2 separate regions of the Homo sapiens genome follow, and region 1 is linked to region 2. A link is an interaction called in ENCODE POLR2A ChIA-PET data of the cell type or tissue named here. Cell type or tissue: A673. All regions are shown on one strand. Each heading gives the region's core, and the rest is flanking DNA. Links, peaks and the distances in the headings are about the cores only.

The links. Peaks named below come from ENCODE experiments on the same cell type or tissue, not always from the same donor. Only the 100,000 strongest peaks of a DNase experiment are listed, where the experiment ranks them.
Region 1: POLR2A ChIA-PET joins it to region 2 with 5 read pairs; 3 of 35 experiments call an interaction of 5 or more read pairs at or near these places.

Annotation. Positions count from the first base shown.
Region 1 is chr2:188,590,934-188,602,103 of GRCh38, reverse strand. GULP1 (GULP PTB domain containing engulfment adaptor 1) reads right to left here. Exons shown (of 12, transcript NM_016315.4): 12 at 6,178-8,164. The coding sequence ends at 8,093. It overlaps LOC124906107 (a long non-coding RNA gene), which reads left to right. Exons shown (of 2, transcript XR_007087590.1): 1 at 1-2,804; 2 at 3,247-4,407. Among named protein-coding and RNA genes, the nearest start is that of DIRC1, 190 kb to the left of the region's middle. In A673, for the core only: no CTCF peak of the experiment used is centred there; no DNase peak of the experiment used is centred there.
Region 2 is chr2:188,696,558-188,707,727 of GRCh38, reverse strand. All of the region lies in intron 2 of LOC105373790 (a long non-coding RNA gene), which reads right to left. Among named protein-coding and RNA genes, the nearest start is that of DIRC1, 88 kb to the left of the region's middle. In A673, for the core only: no CTCF peak of the experiment used is centred there; a DNase peak (open chromatin) is centred at 5,687; H3K27ac peaks cover 1,229 bases.

The DNA.
Region 1 (11,170 bases), core at 3,976-6,475, 110 kb after region 2:
ATACCAAAGAATATTCTATGATGAGTGCTGGATGGAAAAGATTGTTCATCTGACAATAATCTTTCTAGCCACATAGACATACCACAATCTCTATCAGTAATCTTAAATTTTGGCAGTCATGGATAAACACTATTCTTGCCAATATATATTCATTATTTATACAATTTTCCTTTGATGATTTTTCCTTTAGGAATTGAAATTTTTAAAGAATATGTGTCTAAATTGTTTTCAGAATGGATACTCCAAGCTGTTTTAATATTTGGCTTTGAGCAAATTCAAAATCACATTTCTAAAAACTTCAGTTCTGTACATATACTTATGGAGAGAGAGAGACTTCTTACTGGAAAGGGAGGATAGTCCTAGTGGAGAAGTAAGCAGGGTGCAGACATTTCAATTGCCCCGTCAGAGTATGTGCAGTTGAAGCACTTAAAAGGATTAGTAAAGGACAATTACTTGTTTTTTTCTTCCACTGTATACCCACTGAGGAGCATAGACTGCAGTTGGCACAAAAGGATCTCATCAGAGAAGTCTTTTAACATTAAGCGTCTGTCTTAAGTATTAAAAATGTGACTTCAGTTTCCCCCTTGAATACCATCACAGCTGACCTTTTGAAACAGAGCTGAAGTTTCTCTCTGCTTTAAATTGCTCATTCTCATGAAGAACAATGATGAATTAATGCATTTATTTTAATCTTGGTTGGCCTTTCTTAAGAGCAAGCACATTCCAAAATAACTCTCTCGTTCTTTAAATCCTAGTTACATTGTTTCATTTTACTACTCAAAATGAATTCATTATTATAATTTTCCTGCTAATTCTTAAAGGAAAAGATCACTGGTATTTGATGCAAGTTATTTATATGAAATAAAAATACTATTGAACAGACAAATAAAAATCAAAATGGTATAACACAGTTTTTTCTTTATCCCATTTGTTTTGTTTGTTATTAGAAATTTTGGTGCATAGCGTTTTTGAACATTTTTGTCCAATTTTCCTTTGACTTTCGAATTTTTAGTCGGGGAACAGTGCGGGAAACAATCTGGTTTTGATGGAATCCCAAATTTTTGTGAGTGTGTGTGTGTTCTAAATAAACTCAACTAGGTCATATGACTCATGTGCTTTCCATGGTCTCATTGACTTTATTTTCTGTCTAGAAACTATTTAATAAATCTTATTTGATCAGATCAATATTCTTTATTGCTTCTTTAACAAAACAAAGTTGAACTGTTTGTTAAGAAGAAAGTACTGTTTTAGGTTTCTTTCTTTTTGTAAATTATTTTCTAAAGAGTTGTAGAGTTTTGATCAATTTGCATAACATAATAAATACTTGAGCCCATTTGTGGTTTTCAGGGCCAGCTGTTTTCTCCAGCTCCAGCTCTATGATTAAGGATTAAGGGATGCAAAATGATGAGAAACCCACAGGGCAATTGCTGCCTTTGGAAGATTTAACGGCATGCTGAGGATTTTTATATTCTCTGCATTTCCCTTCCTTTACAGGTACAACAAACAAGAAAAACTTTACCAAAAAGGCCATTCAAAGAGTATTACTCAACATGTCAAAGGCAAGTTTTATTTGAATCTATTTCAAGAAAGTATTCTAATATTCATATTCACACACATTACAAAACCTAAGCACATACAGGCAGGTTCCTGAAAAACCCAGGTATAGGACAAATTCTCTGTGAATCTAAATATTTCTATCCATGTGAGTACATGTAAGAATACCTGTGTTTTGGTGTTTCGATGTAGTATTATCTTGTATGTTTCAGAATTTTTTTTCCAGCATTTTCAAGGTTTAATATTCACTTGGAAAGGGGGACCCTTGGAATTCTTTTGAGACGTACCTTATTCATCTTGAAGTCATCCTGAAGATGTGGCAGGCCATTAATACTTTTGTAGAGAAACACAGGCTCCATTTTTCCACTGTAAATATATGCTGAGGTCTGTCTTTAAATGTGTACCTAGGAGTAGGAAAGGTTGAGAAAGGAGAGAATGATATTTTTGCCCTGCATTCAACTTTGATTGTTATGAAGGGAAATATTTTACATAAAATATTTCTACAATAAGGAGATTCAAAGGCTAGAACAGTTTTGTCATCGCTCCTGTACTTTTTTTCAAGACTACTATTATCTCTAATTCTGAGCCAGGTACACTATTTACTTAGAAGTCATTGATTAATATTTATTTATAACTAGTAGGCAAGTTAAAGAATGTAAAATACATATTCTTCTGATAATTGTTTTTTAAATCTTAGGTTTATTTGGGGGAATTTCTTCCTTTCCTTATGCCAAGAATGGCTAATGCCTGTGAATGTCAGACATAAAACCCCATTACATGAATTTCCCAAAGTCAAAGAATGCTGAATTAATGCTGTAAGCAAAGCTGTAACATCAAAGCATAGAGTGTTAACGATTTTAGTTAGTTCCCTACAGATCAGGCTTTGTTCATTGTAAGGAATCTTTTTAAAAGTTACTTAAAAATTCAAGAGCTGTATGGTTTACAAATTTACGAACTCAAGTGATTCCAAGGAAGGAATATTTGTTTTTCTAATTGCCATTGGTGGCTGGAAGTCATGAAACAGTAACCAGCTTATTTTTAGCAATTTTTCTGTTTAATTCCTTTTATGTAGAAAACACAAAAACTGCAGGCATTATGAGGGAAGTAGGGGAGATTAAAGAGAAATCACTGTAGAAACAACTTTTCAGATAACTGCATCATTCTTTGTACTCCCTGGCCCGAAAATGGTTCAACTTGTCTGAAAAGTGAAGAGGTCAAATATGTGCACACAGCCACTTTGCCAAGTGTGGGTAAGTTGATATCTATGAAGATTTATGAGTATCCCCTCACTACCTGTCTCCTCCATTCCCTGTACTGTCTAGCCTGACTCAAGTTTATTTTTCTTTAGTTAAAGCAGCTACTAAGAATAAGATAAATAAAGAACTGAATAGTTAAATGGAGTGCGTGTGTGAGAGAGAAATTAGTATTTAATTAAAATGTAACAAAATCTATCTGTATATACTTCTGACACACAATTGCCTATTTATCTAATGATACTGATACTAAACAACTGATTTTGAAAAGTATATAAAAAATAAAAATAGACACAAAATATTGGAAAATAATAACAATTTTAAATGGGTTCTAGAATTATATGATCTTTTTCAAGCATGGTCCAGCCATAAAATTATTTTATTTTTTCCTTTCAAAATGTAGCCAAGAAACAAACATCTATCTTTGCTTTCTTTGCAGGAAAGAACCAGTGTCTGGACTAGTTCCAAGCCATCCAGACAGCTATTTCAACTGGAACAAGTGACCTTTGGAACTGACTAGAACATAACAGCCTGGCCAGACAGAGGGGAGGGAGTAGGCAGTTGGGAAGGACCCCAACATGTTCTTCTGAAAGCTCATTTGAAATAAGAGGACAATAAAAAGGACAGAAATATGAACTTAAAAATACATCAAACCAGTAAAAACTGTGTGACCACAATATGGGATTCAAGAAAAGTTACAGTTTGTGTTTTTAGCTGTCATTCTTTAATATACACGCTTAAATACTTCTCCAACCCCGTGAGCACAGGCCCTGTCCCTTAATTACATAACATTCATGTTTGAATCTTCATAGCCTCTTTGACACTAAGTAACCATTATTTTGTTTTTCCTCTATCAATTGGGCCAGACTTCCTTAGTCTATGATTCTATGGTGATTGTTAGACAAACTTCAATAATTACTAAGAGATTTATTTAGCAAATTATTGCTACAATAGAAGTTAAAATAATAGTAAATATTTTATTGAAAATGAGATAGTGGTTATCTTCTCCCAACATTTATTTGAAGGCATGTTGTTCTTTTCTAAGAGAACATACAAAATTTAAGTTCACATCATTGGCAAGAAGCATCTAAATAAATATGCAATCTTTTAATGAATGCTTATGGACAAAGTGTTGTGCTTGGTAACAAAGAGGAAGGATGTCAAGGCAATCCTTCCTTCAAAATGTTTGAAAAATGGAGAGCAAAGCTTTTTTAAAAATGCTTTATTAAAAATACAAAAAGAAAGCTGTTTCTTAGACAATGTGTTATTGATTTTTAGAAAATATATTAACTATCATAAGTTGATTATGTCCAAGGTACTGAGAAAATACTATGAGATTTCAGAGTGCTCTTTCACAGAGAACTTTGTTATTCCAGTGGGTACTGGAAAATACTTTTCAGAAGACAACTTCTATAGCTTCTAATCAGGCCTTCTTTAATGAAAATACAAACCTTTAAAAGTCTTAATGAATATTCCAAGGTGTCTATAGAATTGCTTGGAAACTAGAAGATTTGGTTCAATGAATTTGGCATGTAGATCTGAATGAATGCCAAAAATGTAGCTAAGGTAAAGGAAATAAATTTTTACAAAATTTGTGTTACATAGTCTTCGTGGTACTATTAACTGACAAAAAACACAATGTTAATGATATAGAAATAAGAAATTTGGTTATTTCAATTTATCATGTAATGTCAGAAAAATGAGAAATGAGCCTTTCAACTCAACTACTTCTTAAGTATGCCATTGGAATTGGCATAGTATTGATTAGAAGCTAAGAAGTAGAGCAGAAAAAAATGAATCCAGAGAAAGACAATGCTGTCTGCTACTTATGTAATGTTCATATTTCTTAAACTGTATTTCGAAAGCAAGAAAATAGACCATAAATGATTTTAGGAGGTGGCGTTCTTGCTAGATTAAGAAAATCCCACTTAGAATTCTAGAGAAATTATGCTTTTAGGGAGGGAGTTTCATTAGTGGATTATCACAGACCTTAACAACAAAAGATCAAAACATGAAATAAATGTACAAGAATTAAGGTTTGTGTCAAATTTGTGAGATGCACTTAGAAGGGTGAGATTTTAAATATTTGTCTGAAGTTATATAGGAAGAAGACATTTTCTGCATGAGACACAGGGGTCCAAGGGCAATTCCAACTGTGACCATCACATTTGTAAGTTCCCTATACAGGGTGTAGTTTAGGTGGAGTCTGAAATTCAGTTGTCAAAATTGACTCCAAGATTCTTCAAGTAATTTAACAGAGGATGAAGCCCAAAATCATGAGTAAATATTGAATCTGGAAGTATATGTGGAAACACTGGAATAGAAAAACATTAACAGCCAGTTTTTTCAGGGTTATGCTAAGTAACATAAAAACGAATAAAAAAATCAGTATTTAGAAATGCAACATATTATCTATCAGAAATCCTACTGAAAATACATTCCCATAATATTATTAAATTTTTTTAGAAAAATCCAAATCCAAAATAAAAGAACAAAAAGAGACGAAGAAAATTTTTGCCATTGGCCTGCTCTGATAAACTTCACACTGGATGACTGATACCTGACATCAGCTAGTACGAGGTACCCAGACTTAAACATACTTAAATACAAGTGTTCCTGAGGAAGTTTTTGGTTCACACAGTGTTGTGATACATATTCGCTTTTATTTATTCACTGATATGCTTCCCATACTTTTACTTTATGACAATAAACTGACTGAAATCAGAGATCCTGTCAATTTAATGCCACCTGCTAACACATCTGTTAGCAAACTTGCTAGATGTTTTCTTACCCCATAAAGTACATGTTATTCATATAAAGTGAGTAATAAATGAATTTTATTGAATGAATTGATGAATTGTTCCTTGGTGTTCAAAGGCTGTGCATGTGAGTCCCGTGTCCATAAAATACTTAACATCATGTTTTAAATTGATTCAAAACTTCTTCATGATTGCACTCTTAGTCATAATCCACATCCTATTATCAAGTTCCACCTTTATAAAACTATCAGCCAAGACACCCTTTTCATTACTGCTAAGTTAAAAAAAGCCTCCAGTTATGAAATTGATATTTACATAATACAGTTTTTGCACCAGATGCTTCTGGTAAAAGGAAGCAAATCATGACCTCTCTCACCAGCAGGATCAGTCCACTGTTTTCACAACTGAATGATATTTGCTCATAAAGCTAAAATGTGTGTGGGCTGCAAGAAATGAAGTTAAAGGTAAAGCCCTTTATTTCTTCTTTGCCTTTCCCTCTTCCTCCCTTTCTTTTATCTCCATTTATGATCAAGAAAATCTGTTACATAATTAGCTTCAGAATGTGTCTGTATTAATTAGAGATTATTTAACAAATGAATTATGCAATTTAATTTATTTAAAATCATTTATTTTCAGGAAAACCAAACATATCGTTGAGTTTACATAGAAATACAATTTTCAACCAGATCTTCATAAAAACGCACTGGAGAAATAAATGTTCATAATTAATGACCAGTTATGTACTATTTCATCATGCCAGTAGCAGAGTTGATTACCATTAAAAATTGGTAAAGTAACATATCTTAAATGTGCAAATACCATCTTAGTACTCCATTGTGTTACCATTGATAATAAATGGCCACTAAATATATACCTATTACATAAATCTTTTTAAAGTACAATAAAAATACAAATTCTATCTGTTAAAAAAAGCCACTTATATGGCTTCTAAACATCCTTATTATACAAATTCCAAAATACTATCTGACAAACAAAATTATAAAGACTCTTCTTTATGAAACATATATTGCCCTCTAATTAAGGTACAACTTAGCAGATAAAAGAAACTAAACAAGAAGGCTCATATATACCATATAACATTAAGGAAAAACACACAAATATATATTGCATAAGCATATTTGATTTCTTTTCCTAGTGAAAATGTACCTTTAACACTTGAAGAAAATTCCAATGAGTAAATGATAAATCTATTTTTGAGGGCTACCCCTACTCTAAGTCACATTTTCATTAATTTAATTTATTTATCTTATAATGTGATGAACCAAGTTAGAAATTTTGACCATAAATTTTTGTTTTACTGAGTACAAATTAGTCTGTTAGGTAAAGGGTAAAGGTATAGGAAACAAATATTTTTAAAAGTCCAGGTTCATCAGCACATCAATAATGAAATGCAAGAGAATTTTATTGCTCATGTTCAAGACTAAACTGAGCAGTAACTGGGTTTTTTTTTTTTTTTTGGAAAATGAGATTTTTGACTTTAACAAAACAAATACAGATTGAATTTACCAAATATTGATAATTCATGTAGAACGGGTGCCACAGATTTTAAAGTATCAAAACCAAGAGGGCATCACAAAATAAACTTTGGTGAAAAATATCTTCATCAAAGAAGAAAATATGAGAAGAGTAGTCCTTATGCAGTGAGGAGAAATATATTTGGTAAAGTAAATATGGGTAGTAGATACTGAATCTATAGATAGCATATATTCCAAATGTTTTTTAGGGAATATCAAATCAGATGATGCTTAGATGTTATAGTAATATCACTTATCTCATTTGGAATGAAATTTAATGTTTTTTAATAAATAGCAAATTTTCATTTTTTCACTACCTTTATAAAACAAATTAAATATTTAGAGTATAACTGATCATAACTAACATCACCTTGCATTTACTAATAAATACTCTAAATACATTTGGTTTATTATTGGAATTTATATCCTTATAATTTTACCTGCTAGAAATTAGTGACCTTGTGGCATTATGTTTAAAGTTTACATTTTCCCAGTGATGTGAACAGTATTTATACATAAAATGATATCTGTCCAATGAATAGTAACATGTTTGTTGGTTTAAAAACAGAACATGTTTAGTTTGACATTGGCATGTCTCTTCAGAATTTAAAAAGTTATCTTTAAGGTATGGCTTTTGGGAAATCATTAATAAACTAGCCATCTGGAAAATGAATACAAATTTCAAGATGCTAACTAAATAGAACTCAGACACAAGGCAGGTATTTGTATAATATGTCTTTCAATTACAAATTCATCTACAGTAGAAACAGAAAGGAACATAAAAGTATGATCTACTTTACAGTAAGCTGTTTTTAAAATAAAAATTACAGATCAATAGTGAAGGTGAGGAAATTTAACTGAGAAAATTTTCAAAATATTAAAATATTCAAAAACATTGACACATGAATAATACCTATCTTAAAGTAATAATAATAAATGACATGTGTATACAAACACATTTAACATGAATCAGGATTTCTTGTTCTTGATGTCAGCACCTACTGTCTAACGGGTCGAGACAAAATACTGTGCCTTCAAGAGTTAGTCCCATTTTGAACCCCTCCTGTAAAACAGAATAAAATAATTAATATCTGAAATGCTTACAGCAAAATAAAATCAGTGAATAAAAAAGACTATGCACTAAAGTTGAAATATTCATGCTTTGATCAACTAATAAATAACTATATGTCAAATGTTGACTTGCTGAATTTTTATATAGGTGTATAGCACTGGTAGTTCTTTCAGACCCATTAACACTTTAATGTTTTAAATCTATGTGAGGTTAGCATGCATGAGAGACAGAAGAGAAAACATAAAATTAAGATAAAGGTTTCTTTTTCAGAAAAGGCTAGTTACTACATCATTCTATTGTAAATGAAATCTGTTAGCTTTAAAAATTATTATTAATTTAAATATTATTAAGATAGTTAGGCTTCAAATTGATGAGAGGTTCAAGATAGCCTGATGATTTTCACCTTATTCCTGGTTAGCACTGACCAGAGCCCGGGTAAAATACTTCTTTTAAATGCAATGCCGTATCCTCTGTGGAACACACAACTGCAGATTACTTTGCCATGGAGAAAACTTCCCCTACTAGCCTTGCTGTTGCTTGTAGCGGACTGGCTTCTTTGACTCCTACTCTTCCTTGCATATTTTAGAAGTTAAGTTGTCTATGATTTATTGAGTATAAGAACACAATTGCTAAGAAAGTGTTTTTCCACCAAGATTTTGAATTAAAATAATGGCATAGGAGTCTGTCCTCCTTCACTCCAATCTCTTTTTTTTTTATTGCATAAGATAATTGAACTGTGGGCCATCTCCAGTCTTGCCACCTCTCCCCATTCCTACCCTTTCCTGTAAATCTATACACATTGGCCTACAAAAAGATGAAAAGCACAGACTTGCACTGATCAATGAAAGTGGAGGTTACATTGTAGGTCTCCTTGTAGAAGCAAATGTGGTAGTGCTCTCTACATACTCTACCTTTTTTTTCTTACTAACAGAACTGAAATGTTTCAGAAAGGTAATTTGTAATTTGGAGTGGCCATGCAACACATTATTGGCAAATAATATGCAGATAGCAGTGTATTCCTAAAGAAAACAAAATGTCTCCTAAAGGTAACCATTGGTTTTCACCTCTGCTTTGGGTGTTTTATTTAATTGGACTGACTATATCTACTTGTATGTTAGCTAATTGGGTATCTTTTTGCATCTCTCCAAATTACTTTTATTTAGAATAATTATGTAAATGTTCTTATCTTTCTATAAATCCAATGTAAACATCATCATATAGAGGAGGAAGGTAGTTACAAAGCTGTAAGCCATACTTTATTTGTTATTAATGTTCAAAGAATATTCTTTATGTTTACAGCACAGAGACTACTACTATATAGCAATTACAGTGATGTAATCATTGTGAAAGTTTTTCAAAATGTCTTTCCAGTACTTGGAATACAATCTTTATTTAGTTGAGTAAATATGAGACTACTTATCATTATTTTTTAAAAATCTATTCTTATCACAAAATACATTTTGCCATATTTATTTATATTTTTCAAACAGCCAGCAAATACTTAGAAAAATAAATACTTTAAACTAAAATACTGTAAGTAAACTTTTCTTTAAAATTATTTTATTTGGATATCTGAAGATCTGTATATTATGTCATCTTCTGGTATATTACAAATGGTAAATAGATGATACATTGATAGATAATGACAGATAGAAAGAGAGTTACATGTGGAAATGTTTGATACCATACGGTACTTTTAAATTTTATCAGTTCATTCTGCTAGTAAACCAGTATCACTTCAATTACCCTGAAAATACTATTTGTCAATGTGTTATCAATATTGGAAAAGCAGAATAGCAGCCAAAGTAAAACAGAGGTCAATCACTATTTTAATAATAAAGTGTTAGTATATGACTTACAATAATATCTATCTCCATATTGACTTTTTAAGGATCCTTACATATTATAAGGTTTCTTGATTTTCTTTCTTCCTCAGATAAAATTTCCCACACCTGTTGAGCTTCAAACTTCTTAATAAAAATGAGACTTTATTTACTTATGTAGTGATGGGAATTATCATAAGCTAACGTCACACAAAAGAATGATTAAATAATTAAAGTATTATTCACCATATGCTTTTTATACGAAAGATTTTGATGAATTTTCTTATTTTGAAATAGAAAAGCATATCAAGGAAAGAAAAATCACTACATTTTGAGGTATGTCTTTTTTTCTATCTATACATTTTTAAAAATGATTTTAATGATAATATGAATATATATTTATGCCATATAATTTTCTTATGTAAGTAATATATTACATATAGTTTTCTATCTTCCTCTTTTCATCTTTGCAGACCCTGATTATTTTAAATTCCCACAAAACTAATTTATTATGACTATATAAAATGCTATTAATTTTTATGATTGTTTCCATCGTAAAAATGCATTTTACGTTGATTTGAAAAAAAATCGTTCAGCATTTTAAAATTATGAATAATGTTGACTAGGTATTTTTATTCGCAGAGATTGAACACATTCATACTTATTTTTTCATCAGAATAGATTGCTTTAAAGTTTTGATATCAAACAGAAATAAAAGTATTAATAACAAGCTACCCTTTAAAGAGACTGCTAGGCCATAGTTACCTCTGAACTAACTCTGGACTGCCAACAATTTACAGTGCTTGTTTTATCACACTTTCAGTTGTATTGATTGATTATTAGTTTAAAAAATAATCTGCTAGATTAAAATAGCATTACAGTTCTTTATTTGATTTATATGTTTACTTTGATTAGACAGAACATGTCTACATATGTGTAAGCCACTTGTGGTCTTCTTTTGTGAACTAGTGCTTTTTTATTTATCTGTTGATTCTTTAGTTTCCTAGCCATTTGTCTAATTGCTTTAATTATGTATATGTAATGTATTTATATATTTTTAGACAGTAAATTTTAAAAAATTGGATACTATATGTCCGTATTTTTCTTTTCCTTATAAAATTTTCTTTTCAATTCAAAAGTCTGATGAATATTCAATAATATTTTAAATATTTTA
Region 2 (11,170 bases), core at 4,213-6,712:
GTTGAAATTAAAATACAATTTTTTGGTGGGTGATCTTTGGTTGACTTAAAAATTTTATATGTAACTAAACATGTCAAGTATAAGCAGGGATATTTTCAACAAGCTCTATTAGATAAAACATATACACTTACCATAATTAAATCTATATTGGCACAGGGATAGACAGATCGAGAGTACAGAATAGAAAGTACATACTTAACATGTGTAAAAAATAAAACTTTTCATGGGCAATGTATTAGTCCGTTCTCATGCTGCTAATAAAGACATACCCAAGACTGGGTAATTTTTAAAGGAAAGAGGTTTAATGGACTCACAGTTCCACATCACTGGGGAGGCCTCACAATCAGGGTAGAAGATGAAGGAAGAGCAAAGGAACATCTTACATGGCACCAGGTGCGAGAGCTTCTGTAGGGGAACTCCCCTTTATAAAGCCATAAGATCTCATGAGACTTATTCACTATCATGAGAAAAGCATGGGAAAGACCTGCCCCCTGATTCAATTACCTCTCACCAGGTTCCTCCCACGACCTCCCAAGGGAATTATGGGAGCTATAATTCAAGATGAGATTTGGTACACAGTCAAACTATATCAGATGAAAATAATACTGTATGGACAGTCAAAAAAATTCATGAAAATCTAGAAAATGCATTTGCTGCCTATATCTCTTCTCAACTAAACTGAGTTGCTTATAATCACCCTATCCACTTCTATGCCTTTCCAGCTCTCATTAGCTCAATTCAATTATGCTTCCATTTCCACCACTCCTCCAAAACTTGTCTTACCTTGGCTGCCAATCTGCTCTATATTTTCAAATTCAGTGGTCAGCTTTTAGTCCTTACTGTGTTTGATCTCTCAGCAGCAATTGAAAATTGATCATTTCTACTTCTTCAAAACTTTTTTTTTTATTTGTGTGATTCCACATTCTCTAATGTTTCTCCTATTATGGGGAGTTATCCTTGACTCCTCTTATTTCCCAGATAGCATCCATCACAAAATCCTCTATATCAATGGTCCCCAACCTTTGTGGCACCAGGGACTGGTTTTGTGGAAGACAATTTTTTCAGAGACTGGGGTGGGTGGGATGATTTCAGGATGATACAAGCACATTTCATTTATTGTGCACTTTATTGCTATTATTATTACATTGTAAGATAATGAAATAATTATACAACTCACAGTAATGTAGAATCAGTGGGAGCCCTGAGCTTGTTTTCCTGCAACTAGATGGTTCCATCTGGTGTAAGGAGAGACAGTGACAGATCATCAGGCATTAGATTCTCATAAGGAGTGTACGACCTAGATCCCTTATGTGTGCAGTTCACAATAGGGTTTGTGCTGCTTAAGAACCTAATGCTGGCCAGGTGTGGTGGCTCACGCTTGTAATTCCAGCACTTTGGGAGGCTGAAGTGGACGGATCCCGAGGTCAAGAGATCGAGACCATCCTGGCCAACATGGTGAAACCTCGTCTGTACTAAAAATACAAAAATTAGCTGGGTGTGGTGGCACATGCCTGTAGTCCCAGTTACTTGGGAGGTTGAGTCAGGAGAACTGCTTGAACCTGGTAGGTGGAGGTTGCAATGAGCCAAGATGGTGCCACTGCACTCTAGGCTGGAGACAGAGTGAGACTCTGTTAAAAAAAAAAAAAAAAGAAAAGAAAAAAGAAAAACACCTAATGCTGTGGCTGATCTGAAAAGAGACGGAGCTCAGGAATTAATGCGAGTGATGGAGTGTGACTAAATACAGGTGAAGCTTTGCCTGTTCTCCTGCCACTCTCCTACTGCTGAGCAGCCCAGTTCCTAACAGACCACAGACTGATAGGTGGTGGGGAACCCTGCTCTACATGAACAGTGAACACTGAAAAGAGGTATCAGTTCACTTCTCTCCATGTCCACATCCTCCTCCAAGTTATCATCATCTTCGACTGAACTATACTATAGTCACCTAACTTGTCTCCGTGCTTTTGCTCTTGACTGCTAATTATCCTCCCGGACTTCCTCCTTCCTCAACAAACGAATTACCCACACTACAGTGTGTGAGCATTTTAAATCGGATTTCTTATTTTTCTGCTTAAAAGCCTTCAACGTCTCCTCATCTCACGTGTAATATAATTCAAACTCCATACCCAGCTTAAATGATCTGGCCTCTTCCTTCCGTGTGAACTTGATATAGTTCTCCTAACAGTTCACTGCAAATTATGCATGCCTTCTTTCTGTTCTTTAAGCATACTGTGCTCATTTCTGTTTTTGGGCCTACAAGATATAACCCATAAATAATCTAAAGCCCTGTTAGCAAAGGCCCCAGAAATCTCTACGTAATTGACCTTTGTTCTATTTTTTTCAAGAATAAATTCAGGAAAGTCCTTAGGCCTGGGTGTCCTGGGGCAACTGAGAGTGGTAAATGAGAACCATATGAATGCTTGTTTAGTCTTATTATGTACCAATGAATATATTTTTTTATCCTTTCTAAATCTGAGAAAGTCTGTTATCCTTACAGATGAAAAGAAAATTTAAAACCCAGATAAGATTCTGGGTATAATAATGTTTAGATTCACAAATTTTTCTTAAATTTCCCGTATGTACCATTCTAATGGCACTTATTATTACAAGGAATTTTAAGGCTATTTTCTTCAATTATTATTATTAAATTTAAATGTAGCTTACATGTTTTGAAAGTGAAAATATTTTTCAAGGTTTTTAACAAAGAGTAGAAATGAAAACCATTTCTCATCTATTTATACTTCTTCAGAAACAATATCCATAATGCAAAATGTTATATAGCTTCCATAACTATAAATAACATTGTTTTTGTTTTTGACTTTCAATTGTAAATATCATTTATTTATCACTATGAAAGACAGAAATTTGGTTCTCTTTCACTTTCTTCTGCTTCCCCATCTTTCCTAAGTACTCTTTTTCCCAGTGTTGTTAAATTGTACTTACGATTAGCTCAATAGATAGTTCAGTACATTATCATTAAGCATGTACTATGATTACATAATTATATATATTATAGTTTTCAGTTTAATTTTATCTATATTTTCTATGATTTCAGTCCTAAATTTCTTATCAATATTTAAAAATCTGTCTCAATACATCAAAATAAATCAAGCATTCTATTCAATCTTCTGAAATAAATTCCTCCTATAGCCTTTTGATGTATTCTATTCTAGGTTGTTTTCCCTCTATGCTCAGTATAAGCTGTCATACTGACAACTCCATTGCTCCTAATTTGGGAGGTTCTCTTTACCTCTCCCTTTTGCTGAATATGCTGTTTTTCCTGTATCCTATGTAATTCTATTTGATTTACTCATTTCAGTTTGTGGAGAATATTCTCCAAAGGCTTCCTGAGAATGGATATAAAAAAGACAAATATTTAGAGACCTTGTATGTTGCATTTATATGTACTTTACTTTCTAACATGGCTGATCATTCAGCTAATTTTAGATTGTAGGTTGAAAAACTTCCCACACAACCTCCACAACGATGTATAAGATACAGCTCTTTTAGCTATCAGGGTGCTGTTAGGAATCCTGTTGTCATTCAATCTCTGGACTCGTCTGTAACCATTTTCCCCTCTCCTGGAAGTTTTTAGGGTCTCCTTTTTGTCACTGGTCTTCTGAAATTTCACAATAATGTAACTTACTTTGAGCTTGTTTTTAATAGTTCGAGCTTGCTTTTAATTCATTATGTTCAGAATTCCTCCAGCCTCTTCAAATTTATGTCTTTGTGACTGGGAGATGTTGAAATTGTAAGGTGTTCTGCCCTCTGTTCTCTTATATGTAAACTCCTACTTTCACTCCTATGTTGAACTTTGTAAACTGGGCCACTGATATCCTCACATTTTATATCTTATTTTTCATCATTTTGTAATTTTCCTCTGCTTTAAAAGAGATGTTCCCAATTTTCTCTTCCAACTCTCTGACAGTTATTTTTCTTTTATTAGTAATGTCCATGAACTTTTCTATTCTTCAGATTATTGTTTTAAAGCATTTTATTTTTCTTTCATAGATATATCATTTTTATCTAAAAGCACAAAGTTAAAATTCAGATATTTTTCAGACGTAAAAATATAGAAAGATTATTGATTTAAAGTTATCTTCTCCTTTCTTAGACTCTGTTTTTTCAGTTTTTTTATTGTTGATTTGGATTTCTGCCTTTTATGTAAAATGTATGATGATTTGTTCATATTTAAGATTATGACACAGTACAGTTCTTTTTGGTTTGTAGTTTCAATGGATTAGCCCACAAAACCATATCTTAAGTTATGTCCTCTTAGGTTCTATAAAAGTATCTTCTGGATATATTCTGGACCTACCTGAGAGTGTACTGGTAGATGAATTATAAGAATAGGGTGGGGGAAAACTCATTAATCTAGATAAACATTCAATGTATTTCTCTATTTCAGCACAGCATATATACCTCTGCTCATAAACATGTCTTATGGCCTCCAGTCCAGATATTCTGGGTTTTACGATTTCTAGAAAAGTAAATCTTCAATGTACCAGGTGGAATAGAAGCAGTCAACTGGTTTCCCAAATGTGGGAAGAAGTGATCATTTTTTCCAACACCTCCATTATTACTGATTAGTGATGTTTTGTGAGTGGAATCTGAGTTTTAAATCTGATTGCCTATTAGCTTTCCTCTCTTCCTACTTAGGATTCAGCTTCCTTAGATCAGGGAAGATCCATCACCTTGTTTTCTTTGTAATTAAAAATTCTGTTACGTTGTGTCTGGGTGTTAATGGCTATCTTGTAGTTTATCTGAAATTTAACAATCCTTCTTTTTAATATCCCTGTTTTTATTCCATTAGTACATGCATTTTATTTTAGTAAATCACTTTTCATATTGCATCTCAAACTTCTCTATATTTTTCATCTTTCATATTTTATATCTAAATATTTTTCTGCTTCTAACTCAATTCCTTGAAGATATTTTTCCATATCACTGAATTGATTTTATTAACTATTAATTTTGCTACTTAATATGTCTAATTTATATGCTAACCCCAGTATTTTTTAAATTAATTTCCAAGGTCTTGTATAATTCTTCCTTATCAATCTCATTTCTCATCTCATTCAGGGAGCTAAACTCTGTGCCCACAGACAGGGTATCACTATAATTATTGACTTTGTTACTTCATTTGTGTAATGATCAAATTTCTTTCTCAGGATAAGTTGAAGAGAATGTTAAAGAACTTTCAGCTAAATTTCTAATGTTTAACAAGCATTTATTTATTATACCACTTTTGAATTTCTAATCTCTCCCTCCTGATATTTGGTACTCTGATGGATTGACTATATAGAGAAGATTAAAAACTACAATTACCAACATTCAGTTTATTAGCAATTTTCTTTCCAATGCCTGGGATGTGGCACTGTGCTTTCAGGGATTACAACTTCCAGCATACAGAGTATTATCATCATTCTGCTACATGTGAGGAAATATTATTAAATGATTGCCATTGATAAGAGGAATTCACTCATTGTGGTGAAGAAGTAACCAAGTTTTTTCATCAATACAATGCCTAGGTTTGAGTCAAAAAGAAAAAAATCATATGTGTGTCTTCTCTCTTTTGTTTAGGCTCTTTCATGTTTTTTAAAGCTGTGGTTTGTCATAACGTAAAGCCCCAGTCAGACACTTATTAATAAAACCATTCCAAACAACTTCCTTTATACTTAAAATGGTATTTCCTCCATAGTATGAGATTATCTTGTCCACAAGTCACTATTTGGATGACTCAGACTATTACATATCAACGCAAAGTTGAAGTGAGCCTTTTTCAGGAGGATAGTCACTAGATGAGATTTCAAATAGAAGTACTGCTTTGTAACTTTTATAAAAATGTGTATAGTTATCAGCTTTTATAACAAATTATCAAAATTGTAAACAATAAGGAAATTCTTATAATAAATCTCTTGCCCTGGAGCATGACTAAAAAGTAATGTAGAATTTTTATTCTAAGTCTGTTCAAAGCAAATTGGAATACTCTTCATTCTAGGTTATTACAGACACAATAGAAACTTAAATATAATGGGATACAGCATTTTAAAAACAGTGACTTGTCTAACATTTTCCTTGTGTGAGAATTGTTTTTATTTGAAATAAGATGCTTCTTATTTCTCCAATGTTTTTCTTTTTTCTCTGTTAATTTTGTTTTAAAATTTTCTATTAGATATGTTCTCAACAGAAAAGTATGTAAAGTTTTTATTTTTTAATTAAAATTGATGGCTTGTTTTTCACATGATAACAAACCAAGAAAATAGAATTTTCCTTTGTTAATTTTTTATACTTACAGCCACAAATTAGAGTGTTTTTATTCCCTCTCATATACTGACTCTTTTCTCTAAGGAATATAATTAGAAAGTCTTCTCATTCAGTACAGTTTTTCTTTTTTCTATTTAACGTATACTAGGAGCACATAGTAAAGAAAGTAGCAACCTTATGGAAATAACAATAATGGTATAGTAAATCTAAAGAAGGATAATATTGGCTTATAATCCATTTAACCTTTCAAAAACATCCTGCTTATAAATTTTAAATTTTTACTTAAAAGATGAAACAAATTTATTATTTATTAGCCAATCTAAACATTCCACAATACATTTACTATCTAATTAATGTATAAAATTAAAATGTAGCCAAACATTAGTTGTTCATGAGCCACAAAATTCAAGAAAAATACATTTTAGATTTTTAAGCAGTTACTGTGTATTTATTTGAATCAGTTTATTTTTTAAAGCATTAATGTCTGATTATTAAAGTAACATGCATTCAATATAAAAATTTGATACATGTATAAATTTGTAAAATGCAATAAATATAAAGAAAATCATAGGGCATATATCACTAGATTATATAAACATTTTGGAATATTTATCTAGATTTAGGATTATTTGAAGACTTTCTTTAGATAACTTTCATAATCCGCCTCAATTAAAGCTTCAGTGTAATCTATAGATGATAGTTCTCATGTCAATAAATATCTTTTATAGTGATTTCATAATTCTATATGTAGATTATAATTTTTTTAATTATCCTAATAGTTTTAGATATTTAGGTTGGTTATAGTGTTTGTTGTTATAAATACCACTATTATGGGATATTTGGATAGAACAAAATAGTTAACACTAGCTATCTCTGCATTATTCCAATCAAATTTCTATATAGACTCATTAAATTCTCATAACAACTCCTTAGCTATAGTTATCCTAATTTTACAGATGAGCAACTGAGGCAAGTGAGATTAACGTCAGATAGAAAGTGACAGATAATAAGATTTTAATTCATGCAAATCTTCTCTGGAATCTCTCTTAACCACCATGTCATACCACACCAACAATAGCTTCAGAATCATTGTCAAAATACCTTTTTCCTTAAGACAAATTCCTAGAAGTCAAAATTTGGGAACACATTGCAAGAAATAGTTTTTAAACAATTGACTACACTGGAAGAAAATTTTCCTTTACATTGTTCCAATTTTCTAACTCAAAAGAATTCTATGAGGATTGTCTTTCTAATCTCACTCTTAAAACATTAATTTTCAGTTTTAAAATAGCCCAAACTTCAAAATAGAAGTTTTTGTGCCATTATTTTCAATTTCTTAAGTACAATGGTGTTTATAAAGTATTTAATAATTTTTTAACTACTTCTCACATCTTCTGTTCATGCTCAGGTTCTTTATTAGCAAATGTATATTTACTTTTCAATATGGTGACATTTTTATGTGCTATGGAAACCCATGTTCAGTCATGTTCATGATAGCGTTCATTGAATTTTTCTTGTAATGTTACTTTGTAACAAACAATATTATTTGCAAGTGATTTTTTAGCTAGTTGAAAGGAAGGTATATTCTATAGTAGTGGAACATGTAACAAACTTAATAAAAATATTTTTTCCAAATTATATATATGATTTTCAAGCCTAAAACAAGTACCTTTTTACTACTATTATGTTTCTGGCAATTTCTCCATATGTGTTTATATGTATATACATACATACATATATACACACACATAAAGAAGATATATTAAAATATTCTTTTTTATTATTATACTTTAAGTTCTGGGATACATGTGCAGAACGTGCAGGTAAGTTACATAGGTATACACGTGCCATGGTGGTTTGCTGCAGCCATCAACCCATCATCTACATTAGGTATTTCTCCTAATGCTATCCCTCCCCTAGCCCCTGACCTCCCAACAGGCCCTCTTGCAGAGTGGCGCTGTTGGGTCTTGTTGAGTTTAACTTTATAAGAATCTGCCAAACTGCTTTCCTGCTGCAATGTGTAAGTTCTAGGTGCTCCATGTTCTTTTTTTTTTTTTTTTTTTTTGTAATACACTTTAAGTTCTGGGATACATGTGCAGAACGTGCAGGTTTCATAGGTATACATGAGCCATGGTGGTTTGCTGAGCCCATGAACCAGTCATCTAGGTTTTAAGCCCCACATGTATTAGGTATTTATCCAAATGCTCTCCCTCCCCTTGCCCTCCACCCCTCAACAGGCCCCAGTGTGTAATGTTTCCCTCCCTGTGTCCATGTGTTCTCATTGTTCAACTCTCACTTATGAAAGGGAACATGTGGTGCTTGGTTTTCCGTTCCTGTGTTAGTTTGTTGAGAATGATGGTTTCCAGCTTCATCCATGTCCCTGCAAAGGACATGAACTCATCCTTTTTTATGGCTGCATAGTATTCCATGGTTATATGTGCTACATTTTCTTTATCCAATCTATCATTGATGGGCATTTGGGTTAGTTCCAAGTCTTTGCTATTGTGAATAGTGTGCATATGCGTGCATGTGTCTTCAGAGTAGAATGATTTATAATCCTTTGGGTATATACTCGGTAATGGGATTGCTGGGTCAAATTGTATTTCTAGTTCTAGATCCTTGCAGAATCGCCACACTGTCTTCCACAATAGTTGAACTAATTTACGCTCCCACCAACAGTGTAAAAGCATTCCTACTTCTCCACATCCTCTCCAGCATCTGTTGTTTCTGACTTTTTAATGATCACCATTCTAACTGGTGTGAGATGGTATCTCATTGTGGTTTTCATTTACATTTCTCTAATGACCAGTGATGATGAGCTTTTTTTCATGTTTGTTGGCCACATAAATGTCTTCTTAAAACAAGCAATGGGGAAAGGATTCCCTATTTAATAAATGATGTAGGAAAACTGGCTAGCCATATGCAGAAAACTGAAACTGGACACCTTCCTTACACCTTACACAAAAATTAACTTAAGATGGATTAAAGACTTAAACATAAGACCTAAAACCATAAAAACCCTGAAAGAAAACCTAGGCAATACCATTCAGGACATACACATGGGCAAAGGCTTTATGACTAAAACACCAAAAGCAATTGCAACAAAAACCACAATTGGCAAATGGGATCTAATTAAACTAAGGAGCTTCTACATAGCAAAAGAAACTATCGTCAGAGTAAACAGGCAGCCTACAGAATGGGAGAAAATTTTTGCAATCTACCCATCTGACAAAGAGCTAATATCCAGATTCTACAAGAAACTTAAATTTACAAGAAAAAAACAACCCCATGAAAAAGTGGGCAAAGTATATGAACAAAATAATATATATTCTTTTACTTGCTCATTATTTAATTTTAAAAAGCTATGCTTTCCATAAATGTGGGAAGGGTGGTTTTGGTTAATCTCCCAAATCCTAATTACTGGAAACATCAATAACATTTGATCAACATAATTGTAGACAACTCTCCTAGAGCAAAAAAAATGTATATATTAACTTAATATTCAAGATGTATTCTAGTCTTAATTAAATGATTATATTTAATTTTAATTGGATGTAACTTCCAAATTGCTGTAAAACCTGTAGAATTGCTACATTTCAGGCAATTTTTTCTTTATCAAAAATTGTATTATTTCTGAAAATATCCTTCTAACATTAAGATTAAAAAGACAAAAAATTGAAGTGTTTGGAGTTTTTAATCTTATTTTGAAAAATTTGACATTACAGTTAATATGCAAAAATAGCAAAATAAAATCCCCACATATCTTTGACATAAATTATTAGATTTATAGACATGTCTGGAGTTTTTGAAATTACACTTCAATTAGCAAACTTTCTATTTACTCTCTATTAGTAGAGACGATATAATGTACATTTATATGTCTCTCATTTTTCTTACTCCTTTCATAATTTATGTTAATAATAGTTCATAGGCACTTATGATCATCTGTCTGCTGTTGTTACACTGGACAAAAATGTACCTAGGCAAAAATATGGGGTACTTCCTTTCTGTCAAAAGAAGAACATCATTTGTAGATATTTTGTAGAAATCATTTAATGGATAGAATGCATTATCTTCTGGTGTAAACGCCTACTGCCTTCTGTCTGGGCACTAATCGTAACTGATGTTGAATACCTGAAACATATCTGATGTCTATTGTTCTCTCTCATTTCTTCTGGTAAACTGTTTGTATCATAAATCTCTGGAGTCCAGTCTCCTATTTCAGTTAAAGTTTCTTCCTGTTATAAAGTTGAATAGATTTTGTATTCTATGAGTTCTGCTTTTTTCAAAACCACCAATCATGTGTGGCCCAAATGTTCTTTATTTCCATACTTTAAATTTTTTGTAGTGCTTTTTAATTACTTGGTATTTTCCTTTTGTTATAAACCTAGCCACATGTTTCTGATATTATTTTCAGTCATTTTATTCTTTTTAGTTTTTATAGCACCTTGCTTATTTTAATTTACTTCCCCATGCTCTGTTATCAAGCTTTACATTTGCACCCTTATCATCTTATGATTTCATAAAACTATTCTCTCTCATTTCTGTGCTTCTTTAAAAAGGATGTAGTTACCTCTCATTTTTTAGGGATTATAAAAGATAATTTTCTACTATTTCCTGTATTTTGGCAGAGTGATTTTTCTTGAGGTCTATGAGTTACCTTTTGATTATATGTCTATTCCTTTTATGGTGGCAGTTTTGACGTACAATAACTTAATTTGTTTATTTCTGACAAAACTCATTTTTGAATGAGCACTGGTTGCACCAAAATATATTGTAAAGAGAGGCAGTTAGAAATAAGGAACAGAGTGACTTTATTTTCTAGAACATGCATCCTTCTATTTTCTTTGTACTCTTACTCAGTTCTTCCTGCTAAGGACACAACTCCTTTCTAGTTTTATCTTTG